Linked DNA regions of Mus musculus: region 1 is linked to region 2. The links are chromatin loops, found by intact Hi-C in ENCODE. Cell type or tissue: heart. All regions are shown on one strand.

Region 1 (8,000 bases), 610 kb after region 2:
ACCTCACCTCATCAGACTTGGTTTGGAGCTCTCTCTTCCTTGTCACTCCTACTGTGGCTTTCCTACTATCTTCTACTATAGAAATAAACTACAAAGGAATAATTTGGGCTGCAAATTGACAGCTAACGGCCGTTGGCTGAAATCTATTTGATTTGCAGAGGGTTTGTTTTTTAAAAATTATTCCTTTTCTTTGCAAACTGTTGAAAACAAGATCTCAAAGGGATATCTAGATATACGACGCACAGGGTAGCGTCATTCATGGTAGCCAGAGGTGAAAGCAGCCTGAAGAGATGTCTATCTACAGACAGAGGAGCAAAGAACAGAGCATCCACATAAGAGAATATTATACAGCCTTTAAATAGGGCAAAACTGGACAAGCTTGAGGATTCTGCGATAGTGATTTTTGCCAGCCAAGATATGATACATACCATCTGATTCTGCTCATGTGAAGTCTTTAAAGTAGTCAGATACTCAGGATGTAGAATAATGGTAGTCAGGGCAGCATGGAGGAAAGAAATGGAGAAAATGTGTTTTATTTTTAATCAAGTATAATCAAGGTTCAGTTTTCTAAAGCAAAAGATTCTTGAAATCTATCACACAAGAATATGAAAATACTGAGTTCCAACAAACCATTCCAACGTTGTTACGATGGCAAACTTTGAATCCTGTGGCTTTTAAAAATATAACTAAAAATTACTAAAAAAAAAAAAAAAAAAAAAAAAAAAAAAAAAAAAAAACCTAAAACTTTAAATGCCCTTAAAGGAATTCTCCAACTTACCAAAGGATCAATTCTAAATAGGCTTAGAGATTTAAATGGGCTACCAGGCCCCCTAGACATTAGTTCTGAGTTTGGGATAATGGTAGAATTTTTGAAATGGATAAAATGAACTTTAGAGGTCTTACACAGGATGGTGGGATTTAACAATAAGAACGATTCTTTTGTTCCCCAGACAGTTACTGGATCCTACCAGCTGCTGCTTGTGAGACACGGAGAATACAAAATTACTTCCGATTCTGCCTTCAAATATCTTATATCCTAAATAACTTGATTTATAGTGTTTAATGGTCATTAAGATTAAGAGTTGTACAGGGAAGAAGACAAATAGTCCCTGCATTGTCTCCCAAATGCATTCGCAAGTGAGGATTTTGTGGTGTTGCTTCTATTAATGGGTTTTAGTTTGTCCTCTGTGGTCAGGAAAGATTCCTGGTGTAACTTCAGTCTTCCTACATTTTTGAGACTTATTCTGAGACCTGATCTGTGATCTGTCCTGGAAAATGGTCTGTGTACTTGGAGAACATGGGCACTCTATTCTCTTAGGGTGTAATGTCTGCTATGTGGCCATCATCAATTTGTCTACATTTATGTTCAAGTTCACTGTTTCTTACTGATTTTCTATCTATAGATTCTAGCCATTTTTGAAAACGAGGTATTGAAATTAGAAGTTAGAGACCATCCTGGCCTCCACAGAAAGTTCCAGACCAGCCTGTACTAGAGTATGAAACTGTCTCATAAACCATTCCAAAATTTCCACCCAAATTCTCAAGTAATCTTAGAAATACCTATACCATATACGCAGTACATATTTTATGCTTGTGCAGTTCACATTTACAGTATTGATCTATGCAGAATTCACCTGGTATGTTCTCTAAACATTTCCAAAATGATAAGCCAGTTCCCAGGCTGTTAGTTACTGAAAGGCCCTTTCTATCCCGTTGTGTTAACATGCTGATTTGCACATACTGAACTGTCAGAAATAGTTGTCTTGGTTAGGGTTTCTATTGCTGTGAAGAGACACCACGACCACAGCAACTCTTATAAAGGGAAGCATTTGATTGGCAATGCCTTATGTTCAGAGGTTTAGTCCAATTATCACCATGGAAGGAAACTTGGCAGCATGCAGACAGATGTGGTGCTGGAGAGGTAGCTGAGATCTGGAACAGCAGACAACAGGAACAGAGAGAGCCACTGGGCCTGGCTTGAGTATTTGAAATACCAATCACCCACTACTCACCCACTACCCACCTATCCCCACCCCTGAACCTCCCCAACCCCACTCCAACTTCCATAACACACTTCCTCCAACAAGGCCACGCCTCCTAGTGCCATTCCCTAAGCATCCAAATATGAGCCTATGGGCCCCTTCTTATTCAAAGCTCCACAATTTCATTATTGCTCTTCTCTATTTTCTCTGGATTCTGGTGAAGTTTGAGGGCAGAGGGTTCCAGACTTCCCTTGCTTACAGTATTTTCTTGAGCCTTTGAGTCCAGAAAGCTGAAAACTACGTTTTCCATATTCCACAGTAGATATATTATTTAGATGTTTTTTTTTTTCACATAGGGTCTCTGGTAGCCCAGGCTGGTCTCAAACTTCCCACATAGCCAAGTGTGATCTTGGATCCTCATCCATCCCCCTGCCTCCATCTCCCAGGTACTGGACCTAGATTTGGTTTTAAGTTAGACTTAGATGTAGCCAACCCGATGCATCAGTACAAGCCTTAGCTGGCAGGCACCTCTGGAACTGGCCCTCTCTGCCACTAGATGGGCAGAGGTCTCAGTGCCAGTCACTGCTATTTTGACTGTTATGAGTCCACAGGGCCTGGTTTTCCTGGTACACACTGCAGCAGGGGCAGACCTGTGGAGCACACAGCAATCCTGACAACTTCCTGCTCAGAGTGACGTCCTCACCAGGACATGGCCAACACAGCAGCTGCCCAGTGACACCATTTTGTACTGTGGTTTCAAGAGTCATTTCTGAAAGCTCCACCTAGTGTCTGGTCCTCGGCACACTGTCAACATTTCCACAAGCCGCTCAGCTTCCTAAGTCACGTGAATTCTGTCCCTCTAACTGGACTTAATAAATTAGCAGCCTGGCTTTGGCAGAGGAGACTCGCTTCCATTTGCTGGGCTCTGGATAGCAGGAGTTTTAAAAGGTTGCAGCTTTAGGTTTCTCTATTAACAAACAAACCCCTCAGAAGGGTGAGGCGTGAGAATCTTGGGTTTGGGGTCAGACTGGGCAGCCTAGTGAGACTCTGTTAAGAAGGAAGAGAGGAACAGAGAGAGAGTGAGGAGGAAAAGATGGAAGGGAGGCAGGGAGGGAGAGAGAGAGAAGGAGAGGAAGTTGCTTTCGTGGTTTTGCTTAGTCATTCCAAGGTTAATGTCCTCTTTTAGGCGAACCAAAAGAACTAATCCCTGTGTCGATATTCTATCCAGAAATACGTAGAAGATACTCGTGTATTTTGAAGTCACAACCCAAACATTATACCTTAGTAATGGAATCATCCCATTGGTCAGAACAGAGGCTGTTCTGTAAACAATTTTCTAAACATGATAGATTCGAGTCTTCATTTCTCCAGTTGTTTAAGCCTTTGCTACTCCAAGTGTGGCCTGTAGGGGTCAGCAGCACCGACTCAGACTGCCTCACCAAGATCTGTTTTTAATGGATCTCGCGCTGAGAGTAAGATTAGGCTTGGAAGTCAAAGAGCTACCCCAGGCCTTGAAGAGGGCACAGCAGCCTTGCCTGGCTCATCTCCTTCAGCCCACCCTTCTACAAAGCGGGACTTCAGGGAAGCAGGATTGTCTGGAGCGTCAAATTCCCGAGAGCGCCACCTTGTGGTAATTTTGAGGTATTTTAAAACGAGGCGCCTTAGATCACACTCCCTGCTCTTCAAGTTTATCAGCTTGAAAGTCTGGGGTTTTTTCCTGTAGCCGATTTCCCTCGCCCTTTCTTTCTCGGTCTCTTTTCTCTTTTCTTTATTACAGGAGCTTACCCATCGTCGCCCAGGGCTTGGTTTAAATGTCAGTACATTTTCCGTGGTTGTCATTTTGTGTTTTTACGAAGTCTGGATTTAAGTGACATATTCTGGAGACTACCACATTCGCCAAGGTTCTTTGAAGCAGGGCACCCAGAGAGGCCTGATTTGTTAACTCATTCATCATTTCTCTGGCTTCTGTGGGCACTTAGTGATTTAACCTTGTCTCCTTTTTCTTTCTTTCTTTGTTTTGTTTTTGTTTGTTCGTTTCTTCTAGCTATATAGAAGTTTTTGAGTTAGTAAAGAACTCATAGTCCACTGCAATGGACATCAAACTACTACCACTAAACAGCTGCTTTTTACTTCCTTCATTTTGCTTTCCACTTATCTGTTATTCACTGGGTGTTGTGCTGTCCTTGTGATCAAACGACAATTGCAGGAGCAGATTGGCTCCCTCCACCTTGTGGGTACTGGGGATCGAACTCAGGTCATCATGTCCTGAAGCAAATGCTTTGTCAAGGGAGCCACCTCACCAGCCCTGCTTCATTTTCATGTGGGGAATTTCCATCCGTTTTTTGTTTTTGGTTTTTTTTTGGGGGGGGGGGTTGCTGAAATTCAAATATTGCATCATCTCTAGCAGGTCTAGGTTACACCACACCCTAGCAATGTGAACCTGATAAACTGGTATTTCTGTGAGGGAATATTTCACCAGTCTATGGATTAATCACTCCTGACTCCTTACTCAGCGGTGTGCACTGTAGAATTTAGGAGACCCATGGTTACAGCGTTTTGTCCACTGTATTCAATCACCCTGTTCATTATTCTCCAGGTAACCAGTTTCCCTGTCATATTCAAAATCCATGTAAGATAGACAGAGCCATTCTGTGACCCAGCAATTTTAGTCCTGGGTGTATGCTTCAAGGGTAGTAAGGACTTCTATTCACACAGAGTCTTGTAGACGAATAGTTATAGCAAACATAATTCTCTTGTCTTATTCCTCTGGTTAAACCATTGTGTACTGTATGCAATAAGGATGGAAGGAGTGTGTATCCTTCACTCCACCCAGACTATAAGAAAAGTGCTCTGAGCTTTTCCTCATTTATTATAAGATTAACTATGGGTTGGTCATATACAACCTCTGTTGTGTTTAACTATGTTCTTTCTATTCCTAGCTTGTTCTGGGATTTTATCACAAAGTGATGTTGAGTGTTGCCAAGGGTCTGACTAGCATTGATAGAAATGACCATGTGATTCTGTTTTTACCTCAAGTCTATTTATATCTTGCATTATAAGTTTTGGGCTATGTATGTTGAACCATTCTGCATCTCAGGGTAAAAACAACTAAGTCACAGTGCATAATCTCCTTGGTGTGTTCTTGAATTCAGTTTTCAATAGCTCTGTGTGTGTGTGTGTGTGTGTGTGTGTGTACATGTGCACGAGAGAGCATGCACGCTCACACACACACACACACACACACACACACACACACACACACACACACACACGGTCTCTCTGTGTAGTCCAGAACTCACTCTGTAAAGTAGGCTGGCCTCAAGCTCACAGATATGCCTGTCTCTCTCTCCCAGCTGCTGTGATTAAAGGTTTGTGCCTCCAAGCCAGGTCAAGTTAGGAATAATTTAATTGAAAACTTTTGCATCAGTATTCATCAGGAAAAAAAAATTGAACACCCCCCCCCACCTGGGGCTGATGTGCAGGCAGAAGAGCCAACAGTCTGATAAGCCAGCCAGGCCTGCAACCACCCATGCTGGGTCCTTGCTGCCATTGAGGGCCACATCTGGGACAAAGGTCCTATTGCCACCAAGGTGTGTGTTGATGTTCATGGTCTAATTTACCATCAAAGGCCAGGCAGAGGTCTGTGGTTTGTGGTCTACTACCCGGAGCCATGTTGATCTCCTTGGGTCATGCTGTCCCCAGCGTGGGGGGGGGGGGGGGAAGCAGGGAAGGAGTACATACTGGTCTGAGTAGCCTGCACAGCCACCTAAGGTGATATGTCCACAGGCAGTTGGGGCAGCCTGCAAGGGTCTTGTTTGGGTCTGGGGTCCTACTGCAACAAGGACCTTGTTCATGGTCTATGACGTCACTGGAAACTGTGTAGAAGCCCATGATCTTTGTTCCCATTGACTGTGAAGAGCAAGGAAGCTACTTTTGCTGTTAGATGGATGACTGCATACCCACAGTGGAGAGGGAGGACATACAATCTTCTATGACAACCCCTACACCCACCCCAACCTCCACCCCACCCCCCAAACAGTAACAGCCTAGACAGGAAGGCACTGAAGAGAACTCTTAAAAAGTGTGATGGGATGCTGAAATGTAGCCCTCCATAATTGATGGCTTCTGGCCAGGGTGCAGGTGAGGAAAGGACTCAGTTCTATTTAAGGTGCACGCCACTAAGGATTTGACCGTGTTCCAGTGAGTATATAGATAACACAAAGTGGACTTGGTTTTTGTTGTATTTTTTTGTTTGTTTGTTTTGTTTTTTTTTTCTTTTTTACTTCTTTGGTGGGGGAGATAATAGAGGGCAGACATGGAAGGACTGGAAAGGTATTGTGATTGGGGTATATGATATGAAACTCCCAGAGAATTAATTAAAATGTTATGTGGTGTGTGATGGTTTGTATATGCTTGACCCAGGGAGTGGCACTATTTGGAGGTGTGGCCTTGTTGGAGTAGGTATGTCACTGTGGGCTTAGGCTTTAATACCCTCCTCCTAGCTGCCTGGAAGTCAGTCTTCTCATAGCAGTCATCAGATGAAGATATAGAACTCCCAGTTCTTCCCATCCCACCATCTGCCTAGACACTGCCATGCCCCACCTTGATGACAACGGACTGAACCTCTGAACCTGTAAGCCAGCCCCAATTAAATGTTGTTTTTATAAGAGATGCCTTGGACCATCCAGAGACTGTCCCACCTGGGGATCCATCCCATATACAACCACCAAACCCAGATACTATTGCATATGCCAGCAAGATTATGCTGACAGGACCCTTGTATAGCTACCTCTTGTGAGGCTATGCCAGTGCCTGGCAAATACAGAAGTGGATGCTCACAGCCATCTATTAGATGGAACACAGGACCCCTAATGAAGGAGCTAGAGAAAGTACCCAAGGAGCTAAAGGGGTCTGCAACCCTATAGGTGGATCAACAATATGAACTAACCAGTACCCCCAGAGCTCGTGTCTCTAGCTGCATATATAGCAGAAGATAGCCTAGTCAGCCAGCAATGGAAGGAGAGGCCCTTGGCTTGCAAAGATCATATGCCCCAGTACAGGAGAATGCCAGGGCCAGGAAGTGGGAGTGGGTGGGTTGGGAAGCTGGGCAGGGAGAGGGTATAGGGGACTTTCAGGATAGCATTTGCAATGTAAATGAAGAAAATATCTAATAAAAAAATGAAAAAAAAAGAGATGCCTTGGTCATGGTGTCTGTTCACAGCAGTAAAACCCTAACTAAGACATGCGGGGGGGGGGGGAGGGCGGCTAAAATTTTTCCTTAGGTCAGAAAGCATTCGTGTTAACCCTTTTAGGCTTTGGTAGAAGCTGGCACTGGGTTCTTCCATTCCTAACTTTTCTTTGTGTGGCAGCACTTCATTTCTGCTCTAATTCTTGTTTACATGCTCTAGATTTCAGTTTTGTAGGTTGCATGCATCTAGGATTTATCAACTTCTTTTCCATCTTTCAGTCTTTGGGGCCATGAAATTGGAGTTTTCTTTAACGGTTAGGTCTCACTGGAGGCTCCAGTACCTTTCCTTCTCTTGGTCACTTCTAATTTATTAACTCAGCCCCCTTTCCCTTTTGTTGGTTAGAGAGTTGTCAATCCCATTTAGTTTTCAAAGAACCAACTGTGATTGACTGAGTTCTACGCTCTGTTCTCCTAGTCTCATCTGTATTAATTTCTACCCTGTTAGTATGTTTGTCTTGCTATTAAGTGGACCCTCAGTCTAGTAGGATAGCTATTGATTATTCAGAATATGTAAGTGCCACGATTGCACTCTCAGGGATACCTTGCTGTGCTGAGCATACCTTGCTATTGCGAAACACAGGCTTTATAGCTGGAAAGGACCCTTCACTGCTTATCTCCTTTGGCAGCTTGTGTAGCACCTTTAGATATTATGAGAGCCAGTCCTCAGGGAGACTTTCAGGCCAATTCCAGCTTACTTCTCCAAGTCCTGTGTCTGGGGAGGATGGTGTCTTCAGCAATAGGGTCTTACCTTACCTCTGATAGGCTATCAG
Region 2 (8,000 bases):
CCAGAATCTTCTGCGGCAAAACTTTATTGCTTACATCTTCAGGAGCAAGAGTGTAAGAAGCAAGAGAGAGAGAAAACGAAACCCCGTCCCTATTAAGGAGAATTATCCTTCGCCTAGGACGTGTCACTCCCTGATTGGCTGCAGCCCATCGGCCGAGTTGACGTCACGGGGAAGGCAGAGCACATGGAGTGGAGAACCACCCTCGGCACATGCGCAGATTATTTGTTTACCACTTAGAACACAGCTGTCAGCGCCATCTTGTAAAGGCGAATGTGGGCGCGGCTCCCAACACTCTCTCTGTAATATATATTCTATGACTGTTGAGAGCTGGTTCTACCCCTCCACTATAGATTCTGAGGGTCAAGTCCAGATCATCAGGTTGGTGTGACAAGTGCTTTTACCCAGTAAGCAATCTCACTGGATGTCAAGTCTCTCAGTTATTATTATTATTATTATTATTATTATTATTATTATTATTATTATTATTTTTTGTCCAATGTATCAGCTGGTTGGGCACCGTGTTGGATAAAGAGTTTGCCCAGTGGAGCAGGCCATGCATTCATCTGTCAGAACACTGAAAGCGCCTCGTCTAGAGGCTGGTGGCTGGTAGAGACCCGCTTCGGCTGACTGATCAGTCTGTGCTGATTGTTAACCCCTTCAACTCTAACGGGTTTAACTGTTCTAATCTTCAGCCCGTGTAACCTCACATTCCCCAGTGAGTGATGAGAAAGCCACCTTTAAGAGCTTTGTTACAATCTGCAGTTTATATTTGTTCTAGATTATTATGACAATCAAAAAAGAAAGAAAGAAAGAAAGAAAGAAAGAAAGAAAGAAAGAAAGAAAGAGAGAGAAAAAAAGAAAGAAAGAAAATGAACGCTCTTGCCATTTCTTTCTGCGCTATCAACTATCTCAAGTCTGGGCAGCAGCACTGGGTACCAGGCCTGTCACAATTACCAGTGTGTATGAGCCCCTGGTGTCTCATGCTTGTGCCAATGGCCAGTCTTATTAGAAGCAGTTTTCGTAAGTTTTCTGAGGGTGAAACTGTATCTTGTTGTTACAGTGAGATCCCCAACCCGGTTACTATAAAGTAGAGAATAGCTTGATACCCATTGGCAATTGGTACACTCCTTTCTCTGTGTGTTCTTAGCTCTTTTTTCCCCTGAACTTCGATTTTGTAAGTAGTGTGCCTTGAAGATATTTTTATATCTATGTACAAGCTCTGTATATCTATGTACAATGCATGGACATTACTTTGTAGTGGTCGGAATGAGAAATGCTCCCTGCAGGTTCATGGACTTGGGCAGGAGGTGTCTGTCGGTGCTGCTGTTTAGTATGATTGTGGAACCCTTAGGAGGTGGAGACTCGTTGGGGGACATATATGACCCAGGGCAGGGCTTAGAAGGTGTATAGCCTCACTCCACTTCCTGTTTCCTGCCCCACTTCCTGTTTCCTCTCTTCTGTTTTTTGAGTGTGGATAGAAAGGTTCAGCCAGCTTCCTGCCTCACCTGTCTTCCCCACCTGTGGCCATGCCCTTCTTGGCAGGGTGGACTCTCTCAGGAACTGTAAACCAAAGTAAGTTCCTACACTGCTGCTGTTTGCTGACATATTCTATCCCAGCAATGAAATGTAACTACAAATATGGTTTGTTTAATCAGGTCTTTGTTCCTCCTCCTTCTCCTCTTCCTCCTCTTCTTCTTTTGTACAAATATTGCTTTACTTGATATAATTTAGTGGGTATATCCACAGACAAATTTCTTTGTAGGAGATAAATTATAGAGCAAAAAGTACTAAGTTTTATGTTTCAAGAGATATCGTTAAACATTTCTGAAACCTTGTGCCACTTTATGCTCTCCCACTGACAAATGCCACATCTGTTGTAATTTGTGTCAGGAAAGAGCTATTTGTACTTTCCAAGTGACACTGTTGTAACTGTTCCTAGTGTTTCTATTTTCTGTTGGTATAACAAAATACCTGAAGGTGGAAACTTCACAGAGAGATTACGTTTATTCAGCCTTCAGTTTTGGAGGCTGGAAAGCCAGGATTCTTTGTCCTTTGATGGGTGACCTCATAACAAGCATCACCACGGAGAGAAGACCTATGGCAGAAATCACATAAGAGACCAGAAGCTTGAACGAGCCAAGGCCAACTTGCCCTCTTTATAACCAGAGACCCCAGAACAGCATCCATCCTTCCCGAGGACAGCATCCCCACCTTCAGCCCAGGCTCTTAAGGCTTCCACAGCCTCAAACCCAGCACTCCGGAGACTCAGCTCCAGCTGGTGGGCTTTGGAGGCCACAGTCAGACATTATCCAACTACAGCACATCACCATACCATTGCTGCAATGCTTTCACCCTGGTTCTCACAAGCAGCGGGTGAGATGGTCCTCCGCCACTGCCTCACTTCTCACTGAAGCTTGGGGAAAGTTTGTTGTTGTTGTTGTTGTTGTTGTTGTTGTTGTTGTTGTTGTTGTTGCCCTGCCTTCATTTCCCCACCCAACTCCACAGGAATCTATTTCCTTATCCCACCATGTTGAGTTAGACATGGGACTCCTCTGGGTAGAGATCTAAATTCAGTTACATGGCTTAGCTCGAGCATCCCATTGCCCTTGAGGTGAGTGTACTCGAGCTGGTTCAGGTTTCAGAATGACGCTCACAGTGCCCTGTAAGAACTGGATCTACAGCCCAATTCGACCACCTTGGCTGAGCCCCAGATCTGAGAGTGAGAGAGACATGCCCATTGGGGTACATCACTGAGAGTTGAGGTTTGTTTTGTTATACAGTATGATCAGAGGATTACTGCATGAAAGCTACTTATGAATTTTGTTGGTACTGGCAATTGTGCCGTGTGCTTTGACTTTGAGACAGGGCCTTACTAAATTGTTCCTTCTGCCCTTGAATGTGTTCTGTATCTAAGACAGACCTTGAACCTGTGATCCTCCTTCTGTAGCCTTATGAGTAGCTGGAATTTCAGGACTGTGCCACCAGATTCAACATCGCTGCTGTATTTTAAAACACTGTATATGTGTAAACACACATGTACAATTTTATAGATATACCTAGAATTTATAATTGTTATAAAGGTTTCCATGTTTTTTTCCTTTTTCCTTGTTAAGGCAGTTACTCTGTCTTTATTCTCCTATCCACAGAAACCCCCTTCCCTTTTCAAGTAACGCATGCTGTCAACCTACTGTGTGCCTGCCCATTCTTACTCTGCTGGCTAGCTTTTTGTTTATTTGACACAGATTAGACTCATCTAAAAGGAAGTCTCCACTGAGAAAGATCCGGCTGTGGGTGGGCCTGTACAGCGTTTTCTTAGTTAATGACTAATGGGGAGGGTCCAGCCCACTGTGGGCTGTTTCACCCCTGGGCTGTGGCTGTGGGTGCTATAAGAGGGAGCCATGAGAAGCCAACCAGTAAACACCACTCCTCCAGAGCCTCTGCAGAGCTCCTGGCTCCAGGTTCCCACCCACCCTACATTCCTGCCCTGACTTCCTTCTATGCTAAACAGTGATGTGGAATTGTAAGAAAAATAAACTCTGCTGGTCATGGTGTTTCACATTAGTAATAGAAATCCTAAGACACCTTTACTTATATTCCTATATATTCATTTAAAATAACAAACACAGCAGGTGATAGCCAACTAGCTGAAACATTCAATATTACTATATCACTGTATGCTACACACACACACACATCTGACATTTTGTGCTTTCCATAGTGGCACAAAATTATGAACATTGTTGCTTTCTTATTATTCTTACAAAGAAACATCTCAGGCCTTAAATTCCAGTGTGACATGCATGGCTTTCTCACTTATCATGGCTGCTGTATGGAGCCATAATCAAACCAGCCTGATATGTCAACATTTGGTCCACAATGCTGTGTCCCTAAGGCATCCATCTGGTCCCAGGGATGGTGGGCTGATGATGGGTGGTGCATTTTGCTATATGGTGCCAGCTTCTTGTGTTCAAATGTGACAATTCACATTCATAACTGCCAACAGCATTTAGGAAACTATTTCCTTCTTCCACACTCCAAGAAATAAGTAAGTGGCTTTCTGGGTTTTGTCAACTATATAGGCAAAAGCAATCCTCTGAAACTGTGTACCGGGAATTTCGGTATCTTTGCTTATTCTAGTGTGCTATCTCAACCTTGTTAATATCTGCAAGGGTTTTTTTTTTTTTTTTTTTTGGATATTGATCTTAACCATACATTGAATTTTTTTTTTACTCTAGTATTTGTCCACTGATTTTGTTTAGGTTCTTGTTTGCCTCTGGCCCAGCTCCCATTTTCCATGTCTCTCCCCTAATCTCATCTCCTCTCTTTTTCTTTCCTTTCCACCTGCTTCAGTGTGGCCACTTTTCTTCCCCTTTGTTTTGTTCAGTCAGCTCTCGCTTCTCTCTGTCCTTACCTCCTCTTGTCTCTAGCTCCCTGTGTTGATTTTAAGTGCAGAGAGCCTGGCTTGTGTCATCTATACAGCTGTGAAAGACTAAAGGTGACTGGAGCAGACACAAAGAGGCACCAAATTCTCAATTCTCAGAACTGGGTTGAGACTTTGAGAAGGTTTCCTTTTTCATGGAGAACCACCCCTAGGCCTCCTGGAGAGCCTAATCCCATAGGTCTGGTGTAGGATGCAGATGGTGTGTGTGTGTGTGTGTGTGTGTGTGTGTGTGTGTGTGTGTGTGTGTGTGCAGGACATTCCAGTACAGTACACAGTTAAGACCAACAACCTGTAAATGAGGATTGGAATGGGGGAACTGGGCTGTTGATCCCCAGTGTCCGTACCTTGCTTAGAAGACTGAAATCCAGGTTGTTGAAGTCCCAGGTGACTTGCTCCAACAGCTGTACAGCTCAGCTCAGTGCAGGACAGTCTGAGTCTGCAGGTCCATCTGGGCAGGACCTGTTCAAAAGGCAGCACAGCTGAAGTACTCCAGGTGGCCAGAAGGTGGCAGTGTAGTCGTGTGATACTCAGGCGACCTGCTGGCCCGGAGGATGCTAAAGCCAGACTGGCAAACCGTGAGGTGGGAGGGATTCTCTGGCCCTCTGACGACCAAGTTCACCCAGCATCTATTGAAGTGAGCTATCTCATGTCAAATACTCTCATTTAATCTTCATGGAAGCCCCAAATAAGGCACATTATTTCTCATCTACCAAACGGGGAAGGTAATTTCTTTGTATTCAGCTACAGTTACTGTATGTACTGCTTCCTCCAGTGTCAGCATATTAACACAAGAGACACTCCATTCATTAGTTCATTCATGCTGATCATTCCTTCCCTGCCCTTCTGTCCTCTACCCCTTCCAGGGACAGCAACGATAACTGCGTTAACCAAGGAAACGCAACGTCCATAGTTGTTCGCACTTTAACAGGTCACTGAGGAAGCAAATAACGGTTGGATCATGATGACATAAAAGCCCTGAGGTGGCCTCTGACACACAGCTAGGACAAAGGTCACACTGAATATCTGTGGACCCAGTGCGGGACCTTACTTGGCTAATGTGACATTACTGGATGATCCCTCACAGCAGTTTTCCAGGGGACATGGCTCTACAGATTCTCACCGTCTCTATGGCTCCTTTTCCTTGCATCTATCTTCATGCTTCCCTTGGCCATCAAAGGGCTGTGCCAGGCTGGTGGCCACTGAGAGAGGAGGGCTTCCCAACTCATCTCCTTCCTCTAGCTCTGCCTCTCTCCTGGTGTCAGCATCATCATCACACAGGCCACAGTAGCCCAGGCTCTCACACCTACCTGTGCTAAGTCCATCCATCTGTCTATCCATCCACCTGTCTGTCCATTTGTCCATCCACCTGTTCATGTGTCCATTCTTTATCCACGCATCCATCGGCCCTCCATCCATCCACTCAGATGCTTCCAGCATCCAGCCAAGGCCTGAGTTTGCCAAGGCTAAATTTAACCCGCAGCTGCCTCATCAGATGCTGGATATTTTCAGTGAGGAGTCTCGGGCCGCTGAGCTGGAAGCCTCTGAGGGCTGCTGGCCAGAGCTTACACCCGTGCTTTGGGTTGAGCTCAGCATCCAGGCTGTTTCGAGAACTTGTCTCTTCCACTCTCTTCCTTTTAATTTTTAAAGAGATATTGTAATGCTATCATTTCCTCCTTTCCTTTCCTCCCTCTAAACCTTCTCATGAACCTCTCCCAAAGATGGAACGAGCAACAGCCGAGAGCCAAAGAGTCAAGTGACTTAGAGAAGCGGATTCTACCCCACCCCCACAGCACTGATGGTACCGGCACCCCTCACAGCCCGCAGAGCTAGACTTCAGGCGAGTCTCTGGTGGTTGTGATGCCTGAGGGACTAAGCTTTGTAAACCTGTCTTCTGCTATCCCATTGCTGGGACTAAACACCAAGTACTAACTAGGTTTAGGTATTTTATAGAGAGCCTTTTATTTAAGACATCAAAGATTGGACTCATCCCTCAGTCCCCTCACATCCACCCTGATGGAAACTGAGGCAAGATGAGAGCAAGTGACAGAAGGACAGCTCTACACTGTCACCTGCACACTGTCACCTGCACCCTGTCACCTCCACCCTGTCACCTCCACCCTGTCACCTGCATAGTCACCTGCACACTGTCACCTCCATACTGTCACCTGCACCCTGTCACTTGCACCCTGTCACCTACACCTTGTCACCTGCACACTGTCACCTGCACCCTGTCACCTGCACCCTGTCACTTGTACCCTGTCACCTGCACTCTGACACCTGTACTCTGTTACCTGCACACCGTCACTTGCACACTGTCACCTGCACACTGTCACCTGTACCCTGCCATCTCCACACTGTCACCTGCACCCTGTAACCTCCACACTGTCACCTGCAGCAGCCTGAGTTCTCTTTATAGACCACCACGGGGGGGGGGGGGGGAAACCCTGATCCTGGGCTGCCACCTGGGCAGGAATTTCAGGATGAGCCAATAGGAGACAGAGTTGGAATTTACTAAAAGCAAAAAGGAGGGCAGCTGGGGAGGAAACACAGGTGTGGGCTGCTCACAAAGGAGTCGGGTTTCAAGAGTCCTCCTGGTGACTATGTCTGGGTTCTGGAAGCGTCTGGGGTTCGCTGCTCAGCAGGTTCCTAAGGGACACTCCCCTCCCCTACCTCTCCACTCTTGAGATTAGAAGTTGGCACTGAAGGTGCCTTTGGTGGGATTGCAATCCAGTAAGGCGCCAGGAGGAGCCCCGTAGATTGCACAAAGGGTTTGTTTAGGACCCATCTTTTCCTGTTAAGTGTGGTTTCTGGTGAGAGCCTAGGAAACCACAGGTTTGCAGGTGAGGTTTGCAAGGCCTTAAATGGATGTCATTGGCTGTGTTGTCATCCTCGACTCTCAGCTGGTGAGAGGCTTCACCCAGCTTCTGAGCTGAAGGGCACCTTTCATGTCCACGTTCCTTAAGCTTCTGTCCTCCCTCAACAACACAGAAGTCTACCACTTCAGTGGCCAGAGATCCCACCGCTGTATAGAAAATAGGGCAGGAGGCGGGACTCATATGCAAGGTCTGTTGCATCATGGGGATAATGACATTAAACTAGTACTGTCCGTGTCTTCCAAAGTATAATTTGCTAATGTAGCAGATGGCTCCATCACAAGCTGTAATTTGTCCCCAAAGACTCCCAATGCATGTGGCTTCCTAGAGTCAGTAATTAGCCTTGGCAATTAAAGATTAAAATCAGCATAATGTTGTTTAACTATGCCCCCTAAGCAAGCCATAGCATTTGAAGAATTTCTAGGTATGGCAATATACATTTGAAAAACTGTTAACTAGATAGACTGATAATTTGAAAGTCAACTCAAGACCCACTCTGCAGATCTGTGTTTGTATACTCGCATTACTATCTCAGCTATTTTTTGCATGTATATGTGTATGATGTGGCTGTGTGTATGTTTCCAAATGTGGGTGTGAGTACATGCGTGCGTGCTGTTGAGTGTGCACTTGTGGGAGGGTGCACGTGGAGGCCAGAGACTGACAGAAGATGTCTTCAGTTGCTCACC

The links. A loop is a pair of places that touch in the nucleus more often than their neighbours do. Peaks named below come from ENCODE experiments on the same cell type or tissue, not always from the same donor. Only the 100,000 strongest peaks of a DNase experiment are listed, where the experiment ranks them.
Region 1: it touches region 2 in a loop (15-fold over the local background); 19 of 42 quality-filtered maps call a loop at or near these places.

Annotation. Positions count from the first base shown.
Region 1 is chr12:32,287,693-32,295,692 of GRCm38, reverse strand. No RefSeq gene overlaps it. Among named protein-coding and RNA genes, the nearest start is that of Gm33308, 45 kb to the right of the region's middle. In heart, a CTCF peak has its summit at 3,459; DNase peaks (open chromatin) are centred at 2,612 and 3,422; H3K4me3 peaks cover 802 bases; H3K27ac peaks cover 1,242 bases.
Region 2 is chr12:32,894,620-32,902,619 of GRCm38, reverse strand. All of the region lies in intron 2 of Gm33484 (a long non-coding RNA gene), which reads left to right. Among named protein-coding and RNA genes, the nearest start is that of Gm33484, 11 kb to the left of the region's middle. In heart, no CTCF peak of the experiment used is centred here; DNase peaks (open chromatin) are centred at 4,939 and 5,909; H3K27me3 peaks cover 1,120 bases.